Linked DNA regions of Homo sapiens: all the other regions are linked to region 1. Evidence: chromatin loops called from intact Hi-C (ENCODE). Cell type or tissue: CD4-positive, alpha-beta T cell. All regions are shown on one strand. Region 1 holds the start of EXOC6B (exocyst complex component 6B). Region 2 overlaps EGR4 (early growth response 4). Region 3 has its middle 25 kb from the start of NOTO. Region 4 holds the start of RAB11FIP5 (RAB11 family interacting protein 5).

Region 1 (5,000 bases):
AAAACATTTTAACCACTAATGCTGGAACTGAATCAATGCGACTCACATTCTTTCTATTTGGAGGACATAAACATTAGACAGGCCATCTTGCCATCTTCACTGGAGGTTTCCAATACTGCTTACTGCAGACTTGTTCCTGTTGCTGAGATGTGTGGCCTCTGGCCTCTGTGGAGGCTCACAAAAACTGCTGACAGTAGCAGAAGCTAGTTTAACTACTGCTGAATGTATGTCGTCTATGCAGCAGCCTGGATGGGTGAAAAACTTGCTGAGTGAGATGCTAAAATGGGTGTCTGAAGGGACCCTCGGTCATGTATTTCAAGAGATCTTTAGAAATACAAAAGGCTCCATACTCTCCCTACCCCTCCTACATCTGTTTGGAATTGTTTAAACATGAGTAATGAAACAAAACGAGGACAGGCAGAGATTATCTAGAGACAGACAGGTTTATCAACTTGCTCTCTTCTTGGCAAATCAGGACTTGTAACCCATTCCCCTTACTACTGGTTTGTTTATTTTTAAAATGCATTCTTAGGTCATGACTACTATTTTTATTAAAAAAGCAGTGCATGCACAAGGAAAATAATTCCAAGAGTGCAAATGATAATTACAAATTACCTTCTTACTACTTCAAACTCCTTCTTTCCAATTTTTTTTTTCCTGGATGCCATTACTGTTAACAGTTTTTTGGGCATTTTTTCAGACAGATTCTATCTATGTAATATTATATATATGTATATGTGTGTGTGTATATATATCAAAGCGTATATATGAATATTTATTCTTTTAAAAAACAAATGAGGACAGAGTCTACATATTGTTTCATGCCTTGCATTTTTCCACTCAACAACTACAACTTGGAGACAGTTTCATGTATGACCATAGAGTCTTTTGTCTTTCTTTTTAATGATTGCATAATAGTCTATAGTATGGTTGTAGCACAAATTATTTAGCCTAAACTTCCAGTTTGGTTCTTCTCTCATGCCTTTTTTTTTTTGTCAGTGGAAACTCTCTTCTACTAGTCACTCTGGTACTAAACCTTGGAGTAATATCTAACCTTTTTGGTATCTAGTAAATCCTGTCAATTCTCTCTTTTTGATGTTTTTCCTACTTGTTCATTCTTTTTCATTCTCATTGCTGCTTCCCTGGTTTAGGCCTTCTCATCTCCTACAGTGTTGCCTTATCTCCAAATTCTCTGTCTCTGCACATCTTGCACACTTGCCCTTCACCAAATTTCCTAACGCCCACATTTTGATTGTGTCACTCCTCTTAAAAACCTGCACCTCTAATCCCAGCACTTTGGGAGGCCGAGGCGGGCGGATCATGAGGTCAGGAGATCGAGACCATTCTGGCTAACACAGTGAAACCCCGTCTCTACTAAAAATACGAAACATTAGCTGGGCGTGGTAGTCCCAGGGCGTGGGCCCGTAGTCCCAGCTACTTGGGAGGCTGAAGTAGGAGAATGGCGTGAACCCGGGAGGTGGAGCTCACGGTGAACTGAGATCCCGCCACTGCACTCCAGCCTGGGCGACAGAGCGAGACTCAGTCTAAAAAAAAAAAAAAAAAAAATTAGCCGGGCGTGGCGGCGGGCGCCTGTAGTCTCAGCTACTCAGGAGGCTGAGGCAGGAGACTGGCATGCACCCGGGAGGCGGAGCTTGCAGTGAGCCGAGATCGCCCCACTGCACTCCAGCCTGGGCGACAGAGCAAGACACTGTCTCAAAAACAAACAAACAAACAAACCCCCAAAAAACCTTCAGTGCCTTCCCATTCATTGTGTTACGTAAAAACTCAAGCAATGATTAATAAATCCGATTTTTAAATTGTAACTGATGAGTTCATGAAATGCAGATGCCTGGATCAGAATCTCCAGATGTATGACTGTCAGTCAGTCTGTATTAAAAAAAAATGTTTCCAGGTGCTTCTGTTGCAGTTGGTTGTTGGATCAGTGGAACCATTAGAACAAAGTACACATTTATCAGCCCAGTATTTAAGGCTCCTCGTAATTTCTCTCCAGCGAACCTTTCCAGACCCATCCCTTACTACTACGTCTTTACACGTCAGTGCAAATGAAATTCTTTTTGGCTGTCTGGATTCTCCTCACACCTTCCAGTTATGCCTTTTAACCTCCGAAACCCAGTGTCTTTATGAAGCCTTGGCAACCAGAAGAGATCTCTGAACTCCATTATCGGAACTGGCTTACAGCTCACAGTTTTGAATTCTCCAGCTCCCCGTGTCTCCCCCACTAGACTGTAAGGCCTCTGTCAGACATTAAGTTAGACTTTATTATTCGCGCCGACGGAGCCTTGGCACTTTGTGGCAAAGGTGGTAAACAAGAATTTGTAGGTTTAGTGCCACTGCCTGACTTGATCATCACTGTTTACGCACTGTCGTTAACTGTTTTTGCTTACAGTGGGCTTCAACTAGTATTTGCGGATTCCATGTATGAATGAATGGAATCCAACCTAGCATTTCCCAGAGAACTACAAATCCCAGCGGACATTACGCAGAACGCCGACGGACGCGGTGACGCAAGGGGGCGTGTCGAGCCTGAGGGAGGGGTCGGCCTGCGGGTAGCCAGAGGCTGGGGCGGCTGTGGAGCCTGTGGTGGGAGCGGCATTGTGGGGCAGGGAAAAGGTGAGCCGAGCCGACGGAGGGGACGCGCTGCGGGGCGCCCCCAGTCTATGGAGCGGGGTAAGATGGCGGAGGCGGAGAGCCTGGAGACAGCGGCAGAGCACGAGCGGATCCTGCGAGAGATCGAGAGCACTGACACGGCCTGCATCGGGCCCACGCTCAGGTACCCCGGGTGCCGGGACCACAGAGGGGCGGGAACGGGCGGGACGGGGCAGGCTCCTCTGGGTCGGGCCTCCGGCCGGCTGTCCCCAGGTCCGGCGCCGGCCCCTCCCTTCGGAGAGACCCTGCATACCGGGCGAGGCGGGTCTCCCTTCGCAGCCCCGACGCGGGGTCCCTTCCCGGCGCCCTACAGCCCAGTGACTCAGGACCCTCCCGCTGCCTCCCTCGGGGCAGGAGCAGCCTTCGTTCTCCCTCCGAGGCTGGTCCGGCGCTGGGGAACGAGAGGGCGCCCGACAGATGGTGGTGGCTCCCGGCAGATCTTCCCCCTGGGGACATCACCCTTCTCCCTCCGTCTCTAACTACGTCCTGCCCTAGACAGGAGTCCTGCTCTTCAGACAACACAGAATTTCACTCCATGGTCTAGTGCTCGAAATCAAAGTCTTGCCTCAGAATCACAGCCACTTCTCAGAAACGAGTCCCTGGAAATCCTAGGCCTGGATGGAAGTTTCCCCAACCCGCGCCCCTCTCCTGGGAGCCGCTGCTCCTTTATCCCTGCCTCCCTGTTACGAGGACGACCCTCGCCCACGGTGCAGCCTCCTCATCGCTGGGGAAAACTGACCCTGCTGCCGCCCCCCAGTTATCATTTTTTTTTGCACGCACATCTCCATTTTATTTGGAGATGTCAAAAGAAATCCCTACTTACCTCAACTTATTTAACAAATTTAGGTAGCACTTGTTACATAAAGTCCAAGACGTTGTATAAAGTGATTTACAAATGCAACTTATTTAAGCTACAAAACAACCGTATTAGGTAGGTTCTATTACTCTCCTTTTACAGACAGGGCACAGATAGGTTAAGTGACTTGCCCAAGGTCACAGAGAAAATAAAGTGGGGGACTCAGATTCCTACTCGGATAGCCTGGACCCAGACACTTAACCACTGTTTTGCCTCAGCTGGGGATTATCGGCTACCTGTACTTACTGTTGGTAACTACTCACTAAGCCCAGTTTTGAACTACTTTCCCCCTTCCCCTCATGTTACTGGTGTCCTAGAACCAACTCATCCTTATCCCTTACTGTTATGCATTCTGATCATGCAGCCAATACATAGATAACTATCCTACCCTCCTTGCACAGTCTTGGGTCACTGCCCCTCCCATCAGAAAAGTTATTACTCACTGCTTGCGTTTTCTTGGGGTAAGTTGACTCAGGAAAGACTAATTGGAGGGCAGGCTGGAAATTACTCCTCCTCTCCACTTGCACAGCTTCCTTCTCCAGGACACATTGTTAGCACATTTCTGCCAGTACCACCCCTGGTCATAACTATCCTTAGTAGTTTGCCTTTTGTCTCTTTATTTATTAAAAGCAATGGCAAAAACCGCAATTACTTTTGCACCAACCTAATATTCATTTATTGAGAGAGGGTCCCCTTTTGTCTCCTAGGCTGCAGTGCAGTGATGTGATCGTAGCTCACTGCAGCCTTGACTTCCTGAGTTAAGATCCTCCCACCTAAGCCTCCTGAGTAGCTGGGACTACAGCTGTGCACCACCACCACACCTGGCTAAGTTTTAAACTTTTTGTAGAGATGGGATTTTGCCATGTTGCCCAGGCTGGTCTCAAACTTTTGGGGTCAAATGATCCTCCCACCCCAGCCTCCCAAAGTGTTGGGATTACAGGCATGAGCCACCGTGCCTGGCCCCTTTGTCCCTTAAAGTGACTTTTAGCTCCCTTTTTTGGACCAGTTCTTCCACACAGTTGCCTGTCTCTCCACCAACCCCCATTGCCTTATGATCAGGACCATTGTGCTTTTCTCAATTCCCATTTTCTTCAGCTCTTAAGGGTCAATGGTCCTACACACATTTTCCTGTATACTTCAAATCATCTCTAGATTACTTATAATACCAAATATAATGTAAATACCATGTAAATATATGTTATACTGTATTGTTTAGGTAATAATGACAAGACAAATGTCTGTAGCATGTTTAGTGCGGATGCAACCATCCTTCTTTTTTTTTTTTGGGACAGGGTCTCACTCTGTTGCTCAGGCTAGAGTGCAGTGGCACAATCGTCACTGCTCACTGCAGCCTCGACTTCCTGGTGATTCTCCCACCTCAGCCTCCTGAGTAGTTGGGACTACAGGCGTTCGCCACCATACCTGGCTAATTTCTTATATTTCATATAGAGATGGGGTTTCACCATGTTGCCCAAGC
Region 2 (5,000 bases), 460 kb before region 1:
GCCGAACCCAGCGCTGAATTGCCCCGGCTGCCTGCCAGGGACGCTCCCGCGGCCACCGGCTACCCTGGAGGTAAGGAGGGCGAGCAGGGGTGCTCAGACGACGACGGCGCAGCGCGGGGGCGCACCATACCTGAGAACCAGGAGGGACTGGGACATTGGAGCTATGAGAATAGGGGCGATGGGAAGCTTAGGAGTCCTGGGGTGCGCACCCCCATTCCCACCCACACTGGGCCGCCAGCGCCTCCGCAGGAACCTGTGCGGTTATCGGAGCGCCCTTTTGCCTGTGCACGTGTGTTTTGCGTGTGCATGTTTCTATGTGCTCCTTGGGACGTATGCGGGCCCCTGCTGAATCAGAATGTGCAAAAGGCACTTTGTGTATATCCGTGGGCACCAAGAGTTTTGTAGGTAGGGGCTGTGGACTCAGGTGCACCCTTTGATGTGCCCAGAGCTGATTCCTGCTCCCTCCTCAGCAGGCGACTTCTTGAGCTGGGCTTTGAACAGCTGCGGCGCAAGTGGGGACTTAGCCGACTCCTGCTTCCTGGAGGGGCCTGCGCCCACACCCCCTCCCGGCCTCAGCTACAGCGGTAGCTTCTTCATTCAGGCAGTGCCCGAACACCCGCACGACCCGGAGGCACTCTTCAACCTCATGTCGGGCATCTTAGGCCTGGCACCCTTCCCCGGTCCAGAGGCAGCAGCGTCCAGATCCCCGCTGGATGCCCCTTTTCCTGCGGGGTCCGATGCCTTGCTGCCGGGTCCGCCGGACCTTTACTCCCCGGATCTGGGCGCTGCCCCTTTCCCAGAGGCGTTCTGGGAGGCCTCGCCTTGCGCGGGTGCCCCCTCGCAGTGCCTGTATGAGCCTCAGCTCTCCCCGCCCGACGTCAAGCCCGGCCTCCGGGCGCCTCCCGCCTCGCCAGCGCTGGACGCTGTCTCTGCCTTCAAGGGTCCCTACGCGCCCTGGGAGCTGCTTTCTGTGGGGGCCCCAGGGAACTGTGGGTCACAGGGAGACTACCAGGCCGCCCCGGAGGCTCGTTTTCCCGTAATAGGGACCAAGATTGAGGACTTGCTGTCCATCAGCTGCCCTGCGGAACTGCCGGCCGTCCCAGCCAACAGACTCTATCCCAGCGGGGCCTATGACGCTTTCCCGCTGGCCCCGGGTGACTTAGGGGAGGGGGCTGAGGGCCTCCCTGGGCTCCTGACCCCTCCTAGTGGGGAGGGAGGGAGTAGCGGCGACGGCGGAGAGTTTCTGGCCAGTACGCAGCCTCAGCTTTCCCCGCTGGGCCTTCGCAGCGCCGCCGCGGCGGACTTCCCTAAACCTCTGGTGGCGGACATCCCTGGAAGCAGTGGCGTGGCTGCACCACCCGTGCCGCCGCCGCCGCCCACCCCTTTCCCCCAGGCCAAGGCGCGACGCAAGGGGCGCCGCGGCGGCAAATGCAGCACGCGCTGCTTCTGCCCGCGGCCGCACGCCAAGGCCTTCGCTTGCCCGGTGGAGAGTTGTGTGCGGAGCTTTGCGCGCTCCGACGAGCTCAATCGCCACCTGCGCATCCACACGGGCCACAAACCCTTCCAGTGCCGCATCTGCCTCCGCAACTTCAGCCGCAGCGACCACCTCACCACGCACGTGCGCACCCACACCGGCGAGAAGCCTTTTGCTTGCGACGTGTGCGGCCGCCGCTTCGCGCGCAGCGATGAGAAGAAACGGCACAGCAAGGTGCACCTCAAGCAGAAGGCGCGCGCCGAGGAGCGGCTCAAGGGCCTCGGCTTTTACTCGCTGGGCCTCTCCTTCGCTTCTCTCTGAGCAAGAGATGGGTTTATGGGTTGGGGCGCCGCCGTTCGGCGCGCACGAGTTCCGGGCCGTTCCCCTCCCCGCTCTTCTTCCAACTCCTCCTCGCACGCCCGAGGGCCGGCCTCCGGTCCCGCTTCCAGTTTCCTTGAAGCGCCCGCCGCACACGCCCTATTCAGCACCAGCTCCGCGGACAGTTCCCGCGGTCCAGGCGCTGTCACCCTTGTCAGCCGCGCTTTGGGGGAAGTCTTCTGAGACCACCCAGTGAATAGGCACTACCCTGGGATTCAAGACAGTCTTTTGTAACTGGCACACGCCCCACGCCTTCCTCTATAACCCCCAGAGACAGGCTGGGGCAGCGCCAAGGCGGTCTCGCGCGGGACTTTGTACAGCAGTGTCTTATCCAGCAGCCATTGGATGTAACGTTTTGCTTTGGGTTTTTTTTCCTTTTGTTGTTGTTAATTTTTGTAAAGCAGACGCTACTCTCAAGCAGTTGACAAAACTGTTTATTTTTGCAATTAAAATTATTGTGCTAAAAGCTTACTGAATCTGCCATGTAAGCTCCTGACCCTTCCCCTTAGCTTCTCCCCCAGGACCATATGTGCCAGAAGATAAAGGAGATCCCCACGCTCATGGGATACAGACCCTGAACATATTACACACCCACTGTCAGGCACACCTGCCAGGAACTGCGGCACAGAGTAGGCATTCAGTAAATGTGTGTTGGGTTAATGAACGAATTTAATCACAGCTCACCTAAGGGCTGGAGGTGTTTCTGGAACTTCAAAGTGGTTAAAAGGCGTAGGTGTTCAACATTATGTATATATTATTCTCCTTAATCCTCGCATTCCCAAATAAAGCAGGCATATACCTCATTTCAAAGATGTGGAAGCAATGTAGATAGCTTGCTGGAACAATGTAGTTAACCCAGGCTAGGAACAGACAGGTCAAACAAATCTGTCCAACTTCAAAGCCAACCCTCATTTTCCAACCCCAGAATGGAGACACCTAAACTTAATAGCACTGATTGGAAAGGCTTCCTACCAGAAGGTGAGAAACAGGTTTGGCAGCTAGAGGGAGCTCCAGGCAGTAGCGACAACAGCAAAAGGCTGCAGTATTTTGGTGCTGTTTGTGAAAGCCCAGAGTGTTCAGTGTCACAGAGGCTCCAGACAGTATCTATGCATCTGTTCAAGAGTCACATGATGTCAGGACCCAAAGGGTCTCAGCATTTAGCTAGAGCACACCTGAATATAGCTGGGAGCAGGCACTTGCCAGAGACTGATGGTCACCTTAGTTGCTCTTCCCACAAAAAGGATCTTCTCCAGGTGGCATCAGCCTACTTACCATTCAGCCATGCGCCTGCCACAGCCACTTTTCTCCAGCTGTCCTTCCAAGTGAACTCTTCATGGCTTTGGGATCAGAGGAAGGCTAGGAGGGTGATGAGGAAAGCATGACCTTGTAATGGTGAAGGTGGCCCCTTTTTACTCTTTGAACTCCCCACCCAAAGCTTTTCCACTCTTTCTGGCCACCTTGGGCAGACCTTGGAGCATAAAAAGGCCGCTGTGCTCTCCATCTCTCTGCTCCAATGACCCCTCTCTGATAAGGAAGAAAGAAGGCCTGTGTCTGAGGACTTCATTGTTTTCTCTTCTGAGCTGAGCTGTTCTTGAATTAAGAGACCTTACAGCCCTATGATGCCAGATCAAACCAGCTTCTGATACTCTTGCTGCTTTCTTCACTCCTTCACTCTAAGATATGCTCACCCTCCACCCCACAGTCCAGCTGACCAGAGACAAAATGATCAACTCAGAGAATTCCATCCTTTTCTCTCCCTAGGTTTTAAGTGCTTTCATGTGGCCAAGTATCTTGTATCTAAGAAACTAATTTGTGGTAAAGGATTTAATATTACCTCTTCTAGGAGAATTAACATTTTAGAACAGTAGCCTGCAGAGGGCAATGTTTAACCCAATGAAGAGGCTCAAATTGTGGACTGTCAGGCACTGTGATAAGTGGTAGATTCATGGAGACACAAGATAATCATGACCCTCATTGTCTTACTATTTAAGTCACCACACCTTTCACTTATTAGGCATGGGCCACCTGACTTCACTTTTCATGAAGAGTAGGGCAAGAAAAGCATAATGGCCCATATTTCAAGCAACTGGTCCCAAAACACACAAGCTGAACAAAGGAGGAAACGCAGACAGTGGGTGGCTGGCCTCTGATCACCCCTATCTTGCCCTCTCCAGCAGCATTCCAGCAAGTGCCATCAGCTCTATTATTCTTATCCTCACACCCACCTAGGCCTAACATCACTGATGAGAAAATTGAACCCCAAAGAAGTGACTTAGTAGTAGTCCTGGTACCAGAGCCCAGTCTGGCTCTATAACTCCTAGCTGAGAAGTTCCTGCTATGTCCCAAGGGACACTGCTCCCATTTATTGGAGCTTCCCCTAGGGATTGTGAGGGATGAGAATATTAGACTAGAGATGGAAAGAATTAAAACCAAACAATGTGAAAATCCAAACCCAGGACCCAACCAGAATTGGAGACCAAAGAGCTCATTTTCCTTATTTGCTCCTCTTTTTCAACTGGTCCTCAAAACATGAGTGTTTTCCTGGACCAGTTCTTAGCTCTCTTCTTTCCTATTTCAACACTTTCCTTACAGAGTGCATTCATTGCCAGGCCTTCAGCTATTATTCCTACGTAGATGGCTTCTAAGTCAGACAGCCCCATGGTTCTAATGAATACCCCCATATGGATGTCCCACCACCATTCCAAATACAGTCTGTCTAAAATCAAATCACCCTTCCATATTTCTGGTAATAGCAACATTATTTGATTCCCTGGATTCATCTAAGTAACTACAGCTCTGTGGGATTCACTTTTGCTTCTTCCCACCCCACACATCCAGGCTGTCACTTAGACTTGTTGAATCTTATTGTAATTCTTCAGGGTCTTCTCTACTCTCATTCACGGTACATTGTTCCAGGTTACGTATTATAATCTTTAGCTTGTGAGCTCAACTTCAGTGGGGATTTACTTGGGCAGCAATACTCTGTGGCCTTGGGTGATGGTATGTTTCTCCTGAGCAGTTTCCTGTTTGCTTCTACCAGACACTCCAAGAGTATCACCTGATGGAGACCAATCTTTTGTTAATTTCTTGGTTTGAGGTTCTTGTAACATGCAGATGTTTTGAGTTCAAAGTCCAACTCAAGTAGTTA
Region 3 (5,000 bases), 350 kb before region 1:
AACAGAAGTTGTCTGGACTGGATATAGATTTGGGAGTCATCTGCATGTGGGTTCTAGTTTGAAAAGAAAAATGAATGGATAAGCTCAGAGATGGAGGAGAATTGGTCAAGCAGGAAGATGAGTGGGCCAAGTTGCCAAAAGCAGAGGATCTATTACTATCAGTGACCAATGGTTTTCCTCCCCTTTCTTCTTTTTTTAAAACCATAATAAAATATTTCGAACACCAAGAAAGTTATAGATAAAAATGTAAGTACTCAAGAACTCACCATTCATCATTCTTGACTGTAGGTTTTGCCACTTTTACATGAGTTTTTTTTTTTTTAAATAAAAGCACATTGCAGACACATATGGGGCCTTTTGTACCCCTCTCCAGTCCTATTTGCTGGAGTCACCTCCAAATCTAATTTGGTATTATTTACACTCACAGACTCATACAATTCCTCCATATTTATTGACCCATAAGTAGCTTATAGAAGTATTTTGTATGCTTTTAAACTTCATATATGGGGCCAGGCACGGTGGCTTATGCCTGTAATGCCAGCACTTTGGGAGGCCAAAGCAGGAGGATTGCTTGAGCCCAGGAGTTTGAGACCAGCCTGGAGAACATAGTGAGACCCTGTCTCCAAAAATGTTTTTATTAAAATTATAAATATAAATTTAAAAAAGAAAAAACTTCATATATGTAGTATCATACTGTACTAATGCTTCAGCTTGCCTCTTTCACTCAGACTGTTTGCAAGTTTTATGTACATAACCCTAGTTTATTAATTTTCATTGCTATAGAGTATTCCAAAGATGAATATATTACACTTTGTTTATCCAGTTATACTGTTAGTGGATATTTGGTTGTGTCCAGTTTTTGGTTAACAGTGCTACAAAGGATAGCACCTGCTGCTCTGGGCTGACCGCCACACTCAGGCAGTTCTGGGAGTTGATTGGAGATCCCTGAAGGAGGTAAGGGCTGCTTCAGAGACCGCTAATGGAGCATCTGCTATATGCTAGATATTGCAAAATTGTAGCCCTTAATCCTCTCCACAACCTATGAAAATCACAACACCCCCCCCCCCTTTTTTTTTTTTTTTTTTGAGACAGAGTCTCACTGTCAACCCAGGCTGGAGTGCAGTAGTGTGATCACATGGCTCACTGCAGCCTTGACCTCCTAGTCAAGCCATACTCCCTTAGCCTCCCAAGCGATTCTCCCACCTCAGCCTCCCTAGTACCTGTGACTACAAGACGCATCACCATGCCGGGCTAATTGTTTTTTTTTTTTTTTTTTTTTTGGAGAGACAGGGTTTCGCCATGTTGCCCAGGCTGTTCTCAAACTCCTGGGCTCAAGCAGTCAGCCCTCCTCGGCTTTCCAACGTGCTACGATTACGGGCAGGAGCCACCGACCCCGCCGAAAAATCACCAATCTTTATAAGGAACACAAGGCTCAGAAACAGGGGTAACACAACTAGTCCAGGTCACGCAGCTAGTAAGTGGCAGAAGGGGGGGGGCACCCTCTCATCCCTCCAGGCTCCTCTGGCCCTGACCTTGCATTGTCCCTCCTTCCCCAGCGAACGCACTGCCTCAGCTCCCCTCTTACAGCCGCAGCCCTGGAGGAAGGGATGCTTCTGGAACTGCTGGGGTTGGTGCTCCGCAGTTGACCGGGACATTCCTGGGTTTGGTGCTGGGATGGAACCTGTCAGTGCCTACTGCCTGGGTATACTCCACCCAGGGGCAGAACAGGTGACTCACAGCACTGCCCAGCACAGAGCTAGGCCTGTGCCTGTTTTGGGGGTCCAGGTTCCTGGGTGCCAGAACCCCATTTTCTCAGTCTCCACAGAGCTGTACGAGGGGTACAGTGCCCTGGAGAATTTAAGCCCTTCATTAATGGTTTGTAAAAGTCTGGACTTCCTTTTGGGAAACCTGGGCTCCAGTCCTGCTGCTTGATGCAGGAACGTCACTGAGGTCCCCTGAAAAGTGGGGTGATAGTGTCAGGTGGTACTGAGCCCAGTGATGGAGGCAGCAATTTGTTTTGTAAGTGCCTGCGGCTCCTGGGCGCAGTCCCAGCGAGGACGCGAGAACGCGCGGGGATGTGAACGGTGGGGGGCGCCCGGAACCGAGGAGCTGAAGGGCCCGGCGGACGTAGGCCGTCATTTCTCGCGGCGAGCAGCAGGGGGCGCGCGCAGACTGTACAATGCTGGCGCCCCACCTCCCGGCAGCGGGCGGGGACGCATCCCGCGGGTCTCTAGAGCGGGAGATCGCGCGGGAAAGGGCCGTGCCGGGAAGGGGCTGTGCCGGGAAGGAGCGGAGGGATCAGTGCTTCGAAGGGATCTGTACGCCAAGATGATCCTAACTCCTTAGGAGCTTCGAAGCTACGGGAAATGAAGCTGGAACGGGGGAGAGGGGGAAGGGCGCTGTGCCCCGGGGGCGGTAAAGGATGGGTGGTGGTGGGGAACGGGGACACTGTCGAGCGCTGACTACCGCTGCGCTCGGGCTGGTGGAGTCACTGCTTCCTAACTGTGGGGAAGAAACAAACATTCCCCGCCCCTCCTCCCAGGAGGAAGAGCCGGTCACTTCTGGAAGTCCCAGCAGCTCACTACGGAACTTAGGGGAGGGTGAAGAAGAGAAGGCGTAGAGCGGGGAAGTGGCTTGGTCAGTTCAGAAGCACCAATAGCATAGGACTTCATAACCTTCCAAGAAGAGGGCTGGTTACAAAGCGTCTTCGCCTCCCAGGGGCTGGGTTGGGGGTGTCCCAGGAGCCAGAGTGAGGCATGAGTGGGGAGTCCCTGCGTCACTCCAGAGAGGAGGCCCGCTTGGGCACAGGTGCCCCAGGGACCAGCCTACTGCGCTTTCAAGCCCCTACGTCTTTCTAAGGGATGAGGGATCCTATCCTAGACCAAACCTGCCAGCCCATACTGAACATACCGCCTTTCTTTGAAAGAAAAGTGGGGGGGAGGCTAAAGACCTTCGCAGAGGGACCCTGAGATGGAATCAGATGCTAAATTTGCGCACAGCCCTCTGAGCTGGAAAACTGGAGAACTTCCTGGAGGAAGAGGCTGGGAGCTAGCTGTGCCTTGATAGGTGGGCAGAATTTGGAGAAGCCAGGGCAAAGTCTTGTTTGTAGGAATGAGCAGTCCGCCTGGGAAACGGGAAAGAGTTGGAATTTGCGGGGCGGGAGGGCAGGGGCAGGGCCAGAGGAACTCTAGCTGGGGGTGCGGCTACCAGGAGAGGAGCTGGTTCTGGAGTTCTAGGCTGTCCTTCCGACCTCTGGGGGCCCTGAGATCTGGTTTAAGACTCGGTCTTGTACCCTGGGGCTGCTGGATGCCTGCCGAAGTCTCGCTTCCCGGAGCAGCTGAGGACTCAGCCCTGCGGCTGAGGTCCGCGAGTTCCCTGGACATCACCGGGTGTCGTGCCCGCCGCCCCGCCCTGCGGTCGCGGGCACTGACCCCCAAGTACGCACCGGGCGGGGCCCCGCCACTCTCCAGTCTTCACACCTCCGCCTTTGGGTCTTTTTCCTTCCCTTCCCCAACCGGTTCCCCTTCCCCTCGACCCACTAGGCAGACGGGGAACTAGGGGTGCGGGAGACGGGAGGGTTAGAACCAGGCCTCAAGACGGCGCGGCGAGGTGTGCCTGAGGATGGGGCGAAAGGAGACCGTGCCCGGGTGGCCTCTCCCGAAGGAAAAACCCGTCGCTCCCCATCCGGTGCCTGCCTCCCCGAGTATCCCCCGGGGTGGGCGTCGAGGGCACCCGGGCGCTGGGAGCCGGGGCCGCCCCCTTCCCCCACCACCGAGTCACTGCCGGGCAGGCACCGCCGCGGGCGGAATCGAGCACTGGGGATTGAGGCGGCCGCCGCGTGTTTGCCCAGCGCCCGCCCCCGCCGCCGCGGGCCCTAATCTCCGATACACTTGCGAGTTGGCTTCCTGCCCCGGGGCCCCGGCTCTGCAAGCAAACAGGCCGAGCGCGGCGCTGCATCCGAAATGCGGCATTTGAGCAGCGCGGCGAAGGCGAGCGGGGGAGCGGCCCACCCGGGTAATTGCCCTTCTCGGCTCCTAATCCCCCCGCCGGGCCCCTTCCGCCGGCTGCAGCCCATTGATTAGCTCAGGAGCCGCCGGCTCAACCCAGCTCCCGAGGGGCCATCACAATCCCCACCCTGGGCCCGGGAGGCTGTCAGGACCCCCGCGGGGTCCTTCCGGACTCAGAGCGGGAGCGTGCTCCTGGAAAGGGCAGTGAGATCGCCAGGGAAAAGATGGGGTGGGGGAGAAAGGGGACGTCCAAAAACTTGCAATGGAGCCCAGGCCATGCACGCCCCAGGCCGAGAAAGGCGGGACCTCAGACCCTGCTGTCCCGGTGAAGGAGACAGTGCAGAGGGCCCTTGAGCGCGACTGGGCTTGACACCCCTGAGAGCTCACTGTGGAGCCCGGGTTAGGAGATCCCCAACCACCCAAACACAAATCACCCTCAAGACCCCGTACTTATGCGGTGGCCTGAGCCTGCTTCCTGTGGTCTGCCCAGAGAAACCTGGGCCTCACAGGAGAGGAATGCCAAGTGCTTCAAGCTGGGAAATTGACATGGTCCATTCTACAAAATAGAGCTCAGTGCAGATGAGGAGAGAAATAGGGTTCTATGGAGCCTTTCGGGGCAAACCCACTGATGACTGGGTGATAGCTTCACAGGGACAAGACCCAGTTGCCATCTGGGGTGAGTTTTGTTTCTTCCCTCCCACCTTTCAGCTTCCTATCTGAGCCTGAACTTACACCCCTTCCCCCTCCCAGAATAGCCACCCCAGGCCAGGAAAACTGAGCATTTGCCTACTGAGTCGACCTCCCTGAGTCTAGGCCCACAGTTCAAAGCCTGACTTCTCTGTGCAGGGGCAAGGCTTGCTGCGGGGCCCTCTGGGATCTGGTGAGCAGGGGCCTTCTCTGACACCCTGAAACCTGGGAACAAACACTGGGGTTGGGGGCAGAGGCTGGGCCAATGTAGAACACAACAGCAGAGACACAGGAGAGAAATCAGGC
Region 4 (5,000 bases), 290 kb before region 1:
GGTGGGAGGCTGTGAGGACTGGGCCTGTGCTGGGTGTGCTATCATGGGTCTCCTCTGCCTACTCTACTGGTTTCCTAGGTTCATATTCCCAGTAGAGGACATGGCCTGGAAGGTGGACAGTTGAGGGGTACTGTGGAGTCTCCCTAAGAAGAAATACATGTTTCTCCTGTTGGGTATCCTATAGAGCACTGGTTCCCCACCTTTTTGACACCAGGGACCAAAATGTAAGTTTCCACAGACTGAGGGTGGCAGGGATGGTTTCAGGATGATTCAAGTGCATTACATTTACTGTGCACTTTATTTCTCTTATCATTACATTGTAATATATAATGAAGCAATTATATGACTCACCATAATGTAGAATCAGTGGGAGCCCTGACCTTGTTTTCCTGCAACCAGATGGTCCCATCTGGGGATGGGAGACAGTGACAGATCATCAGGCATTAGATTCTCATAAGGAGTATGCAACCTAGATCCCTCGCATGCACAGTTCACAATAGGGTTTGTGCTCCTAGGAGAATTTAATGCCACAGCTGATCTGACAGGAGGTGGAGCTCAGGCGGTAATGCGATAGGAAGCGGCTGTAAATACAGATGAAGTTTCACCAGCTAGCCCCTACCACCACTCACCTCCTACTGTGCAGCCCAGTTCCTAACAGGACATGGAGGGTTACCAGTCTGTGGCCCAAGGGTTGGGGACCCCTGCTATAGAGGAACTAAAAATAATAGCATAACTACACAAGATTGAGGGATGGAAGTGGGTGTGAGCCAGCTAAATCATTATCTATCATAGGAGGAAGGCAACAGACAGTGGCCAGTCCTGATAAATGCAGATGTAGCTATGTGAGCATCTTAATGTAGTGATGTGGAGGTAACCATCAGACCTGAAAACACCAGTGGCTTTAAGCAGCATCCCTGGATTGAAGGATGGAGAGGGAGTTCTTGCTTTTCATTGCAAGCCATTCTGTCCTATTTGATTTTTTTAAAAAAGCTGTGTGTATTATTTTTAAATTATTATTTTAAAAGTACAGGCTCTGAAAGTTAAAAAAAAAAAAAACGCTCTGGGGGCATCTAGTGGATTCACAACCCTCCCCCATCTGAGCTGACATTTTATCTTCTGGAAAATAGGGATAAAAGCCATACTCACCCCACAGAGTTGCTCTGAGGATAAAATGAGGTAATGCATATAAAAGCGCACTGACCAGAGTTGGCTGAAATTCAGCATCTATAATTACTAAACATCGTTATTATCAATAATAAACCAAGTATACGTTAATACTTAGGCCCTGGCACACAGTAGGCACTTAATAATGGGTGGAAGTAGTTATTTAACCCCCCACCAGGGCCTGTAATTTCCCCCAACCCGTGACACACTGGCCCCAAGGCTCCGAGTGAACACTTAAATATTGATGTGGTTACTCATTTATTCATCACTCGGCTCTCCGCCGCAGAGTCTGAGGAGGGTGAGCCCCGCTCTCGGGCCTCCCGCGCCGCCGCATGGCCGCATCCCGGCCCCCTGCGCCGGGAGAGATTGGAGGCGGCGGCAGCTCACCCGCTTCCAGGTCGCCGATGCGGGACCGTCACGTGGCGGGGCGGCAATCGCTCCAGTTTCACTCCGGCATTTTCCCCCGCAGGGGCGGACTGGAGGAGGGGAGAGCGCGGCCCGGGGTCAGGGGAGCGGCGGGGGTCCCCATCACCCCAAGTCCGCGCCAAGAGGCTGGCCATCCCAGGAACTGCGGGCCGGGACCCTTTTACGGAGAGGGCTTTCCGGAGCAGGGACTTTTAGAAGGAAGACGTGGGATTGGCCTGGAGGCGCAGAGCGGGTTTTTCGTACCTGGCCGCGGGTGTAGGGCTCCCCACAAGCGAGGCCGGGTTGCTTCGGGCGCCCCCAGCCAGGGGCGGGGCCACCGCGGGAACTCCGCCCACCCTCTGCAGAGGCCGCGCACCGCCCCTTCCCGCTCCGGGCTGGTCTGCGGCTGCCGGGGCGCGAGCTGCGTGCCCGCATCCCTGTCGCACCGCCTCGCCGGTTGGGGCGGCGGGCGCGGGGCGGGGCAGGGGGCGGGGCGCTGACGTCGCGGCGCGGCCCGCGGCCAGCGGCCCGGTGAGGCGGGGAGGCGGCGGCCGGTCGGCCCGGCCCAGCCCAGCCCGCAGCTGCGGCGGCGCTCAGAGTTGGTTCCTGACCGCCTTCTGCCGCGGCCGGGTTTGTCACCAGGTCCTGGGGTCTGCACCGGCTCGGCCAGACCTCGCCCCCCGCTTCTCCGCCATGGCCCTGGTGCGGGGCGCGGAGCCGGCGGCGGGGCCTTCCCGCTGGCTGCCCACGCACGTCCAGGTGACGGTGCTGCGGGCCCGCGGGCTGCGGGGCAAGAGCTCGGGAGCGGGCAGCACCAGCGACGCGTACACGGTGATCCAGGTGGGCCGCGAGAAGTACAGTACGTCGGTGGTGGAGAAGACGCACGGCTGCCCCGAGTGGCGTGAGGAGTGCTCCTTCGAGCTGCCGCCGGGGGCCCTGGATGGCCTGCTGCGGGCGCAGGAGGCCGACGCGGGCCCGGCGCCCTGGGCCGCGAGCTCCGCCGCCGCCTGCGAGCTGGTGCTCACCACCATGCACCGCTCGCTCATCGGCGTCGACAAGTTCCTGGGCCAGGCCACGGTGGCGCTGGACGAGGTCTTCGGCGCAGGCCGCGCCCAGCACACGCAGTGAGTAGGGGGCGCGGGGGCACAGAAACGGCTAAAGGCCTAACAGGGCGGGGCTGGTGGGGGATCAGGACCCCGAACTTCAGCCGGGCCAGTGAGCCCTTGCCTCGTGCTTAAGGGCGTAAACCGACAGAAACGTTGGTTCTTCGCATTTCGGGGTCGTCTTCAAGCTTCCCAAACGTGCGCTGTGTGGGGCTCAGCCACTGGTGGTCCCTGGGAGGCCTGGGGGAGGTTTAAGTGGTGGCGAACGTTAGGAGTAGATTGTCAAGTAAAGTTAGGAATGAGATTCAGAGGCTTTGGGGCTATGGAAACCTCAAGAAGGGAAATCTTGGGGCCGTTCTTAGAACCTCCGGGCCTGCCTCCCTTTCCTCAAAGGGGAGGGGAACTGCGGGCGCCTGTCCGGCAGGGGAGTGGAGAGGCGCAGCCTTGCCCTACGGGGGAAGGAAAGCCAGGTGTCTTCCTCCAGGGCGAGGTTGAATGTTGATTACCCCGCTAAACGTAGAAGCTGGCTGCAGGGGGCATCTGCCTCTTGCTCTCAAGATGCCCTCCACTATCTAGAGATGTCACCCCCCCACCCCCATCCTGTCCCTCTGTGTCCTGTGTCCCTGGTCTGAGGATAGGAGGAGCTTCTAAGTTAAGGAAGGAAACACTTGAGTCAGCCTTCCAGTGGCCTGCCTGCCTGCCCTGCCCTGCCTGAGGTAGAGGCAGCGGCATGGTTAATGAACAGCAGGAGATTATCTCCCGGTCACTTCCACCTCAGTGGGCCAGGGTTTTTTTAAATCATTTATTTTGGCAGCATTTAACCTTGCCTGTGTTAAGATCAAGGCTTCAGCCTTGGAGCCCCATTTCCTGTTTTGGGCTTGGGCAGGAGCTGGAAGCCAGTCCCCGGGGCTGACAGCCTGCTGTGGATCACTCAAGTGGTTAACTTGGGAGTGATCTGGGTAGGAGGGTAAGGGGATTGGGGCAGGACTGTGCCTTAGGTCAGGAGAGGTGCCGGAAAGGTTTGCCCCAGTGGAATGGCATCCACTGAGTGAATAAATCCAGGAAGGCTTGCTGGAGGAGGGGGATGAGCCTGGTGCAAACCCAAATGAAAGCAGGATTTAGGTAAAAAGGATCTGACCTTGAATGTTTTCTGAAACATGGGTGTGGAATGACTTTCCTGGCTGGCTCTCTGTGGTCTGGGATGGGGAGGGCGTTAGTGCAGGTTCCAGGCATGGCTGTGACCTGACTCCATTTCCCCATCCCCTGGCCTGCTCCCCGCCTTCCTTCATGACTTGCTGTTTGGTGGCAGGGTGTGGGATCATGTGGTATATAGCTTGGACCTTGTTTTTTTCCTCCTTTCTGTCCTCTCCCTCCTTCCTGGTTCCTGGAGCCCAAGGGGGTGGGTATATGGGGCGAAAAGCTCTCTCCTGGATCTCTTAGCCCATTCTTTTTCAGAAGAGGTGCCTATCCCCCAAATCATTCCACCCCTTCCCCCAGTCCTTCACCCTCCACCAATCAGCTACTCTGACCAGACTGTTAGATGACACATCTGTTCAGGGGGTGCTGGGGGAACAGGAGGAGGCAGACCAAAAAAAGGCTCCAGGCCTGCAGGGAGCAGCTTCTTTGATTGTTTTTTCCAGTTCCTGCCCTTGCTTTCCTCTTGGCCTCTGGATCTTCCTTAGCTGAGCTGGCCAAGCTTGTAGGTCCAGGTGGACCCATTTTCAGCCAAGAACAGCCTGTCTTGGAGAATTTGACTTACCACCCCTTGATCTGAATGGGAACCTTAATTTATTTTATAGAAATCATCTTTTCCACCAGGATCTTTCCACACCCACCTGGCTGTTTTCTCTGATGCAACAACCTGGTTTATTTATAGAACCGGGGGGGGAACAGGAGTGGGGAGGGTCACTTAGGATGGGCAGAGGAAAGTCTGTGAAGTTGGCCTGGTGCTCTAGTTTACTGGACCTAACAGCATGCCCACTGACAGAGGGGGAGGGCTGTCACCCCCGCTGTGGTCCCCACCTCTGGCTGTAGTGGTCATTCCTGGTGGTATTTCCTGGAGCACCCTGGTGTGGGCTACCAAGACTGAGTCTGAACGCTGCCTGGTAGGGAGAGGGCAAGGCAGAGAAGACCAGGGTGTACCCTCCTCAGCTTTGGATAATGGTGGAAATGAAAAGTATCCATTCTTTAACTCCAGGAGTTGGCTGTGGTGGTCTCAGGTAGGGCAGGTGGTGGCCCTTTGCCAAGAGAGGACCTGACTGGGGAAGGTACCCTTATGGTTAGGAAGGGGCTACAGAGTGGCACTGGACAGATCCCAGTCCCAAAACT

Evidence for each region. Hi-C counts contacts between places; a loop is a spot of excess contacts. Peaks named below come from ENCODE experiments on the same cell type or tissue, not always from the same donor. Only the 100,000 strongest peaks of a DNase experiment are listed, where the experiment ranks them.
Region 2: a loop joins it to region 1, with 2.3 times the contacts of the local background. A loop is called at or near these places in 2 of 110 quality-filtered maps.
Region 3: a loop joins it to region 1, with 3 times the contacts of the local background. A loop is called at or near these places in 2 of 110 quality-filtered maps.
Region 4: a loop joins it to region 1, with 5 times the contacts of the local background. A loop is called at or near these places in 2 of 110 quality-filtered maps.

Annotation. Positions count from the first base shown.
Region 1 is chr2:72,823,589-72,828,588 of GRCh38, reverse strand. EXOC6B (exocyst complex component 6B) reads left to right here and starts at 2,556. Exons shown (of 22, transcript NM_015189.3): 1 at 2,556-2,791. The coding sequence starts at 2,679. RefSeq lists a silencer at 2,795-2,964 and enhancers at 3,155-3,204, 3,051-3,561. In CD4-positive, alpha-beta T cell, no CTCF peak of the experiment used is centred here; a DNase peak (open chromatin) is centred at 2,548; H3K4me3 peaks cover 1,360 bases.
Region 2 is chr2:73,288,252-73,293,251 of GRCh38, reverse strand. It overlaps EGR4 (early growth response 4), which reads left to right. Exons shown (of 2, transcript NM_001965.4): 1 at 1-70; 2 at 471-2,323. The coding sequence ends at 1,795. Among named protein-coding and RNA genes, the nearest start is that of EGR4, 2.8 kb to the left of the region's middle. RefSeq lists an enhancer at 1,418-2,113. In CD4-positive, alpha-beta T cell, CTCF peaks have their summits at 2,445, 2,644 and 2,846; DNase peaks (open chromatin) are centred at 1,161, 1,941 and 2,861; H3K4me3 peaks cover 771 bases; H3K27me3 peaks cover 2,037 bases.
Region 3 is chr2:73,174,705-73,179,704 of GRCh38, reverse strand. No RefSeq gene overlaps it. Among named protein-coding and RNA genes, the nearest start is that of NOTO, 25 kb to the left of the region's middle. RefSeq lists silencers at 2,241-2,320, 3,626-3,845 and enhancers at 2,143-2,816, 2,817-3,490. In CD4-positive, alpha-beta T cell, CTCF peaks have their summits at 1,902 and 2,105 (motif pointing right); DNase peaks (open chromatin) are centred at 2,134 and 3,894; H3K4me3 peaks cover 2,467 bases; H3K27me3 peaks cover 1,810 bases.
Region 4 is chr2:73,110,040-73,115,039 of GRCh38, reverse strand. RAB11FIP5 (RAB11 family interacting protein 5) reads left to right here and starts at 2,092. Exons shown (of 6, transcript NM_001371272.1): 1 at 2,092-2,693. The coding sequence starts at 2,263. RefSeq lists silencers at 1,764-1,923, 1,994-2,083, 3,241-3,484. In CD4-positive, alpha-beta T cell, no CTCF peak of the experiment used is centred here; DNase peaks (open chromatin) are centred at 1,449, 1,929 and 2,459; H3K4me3 peaks cover 2,510 bases.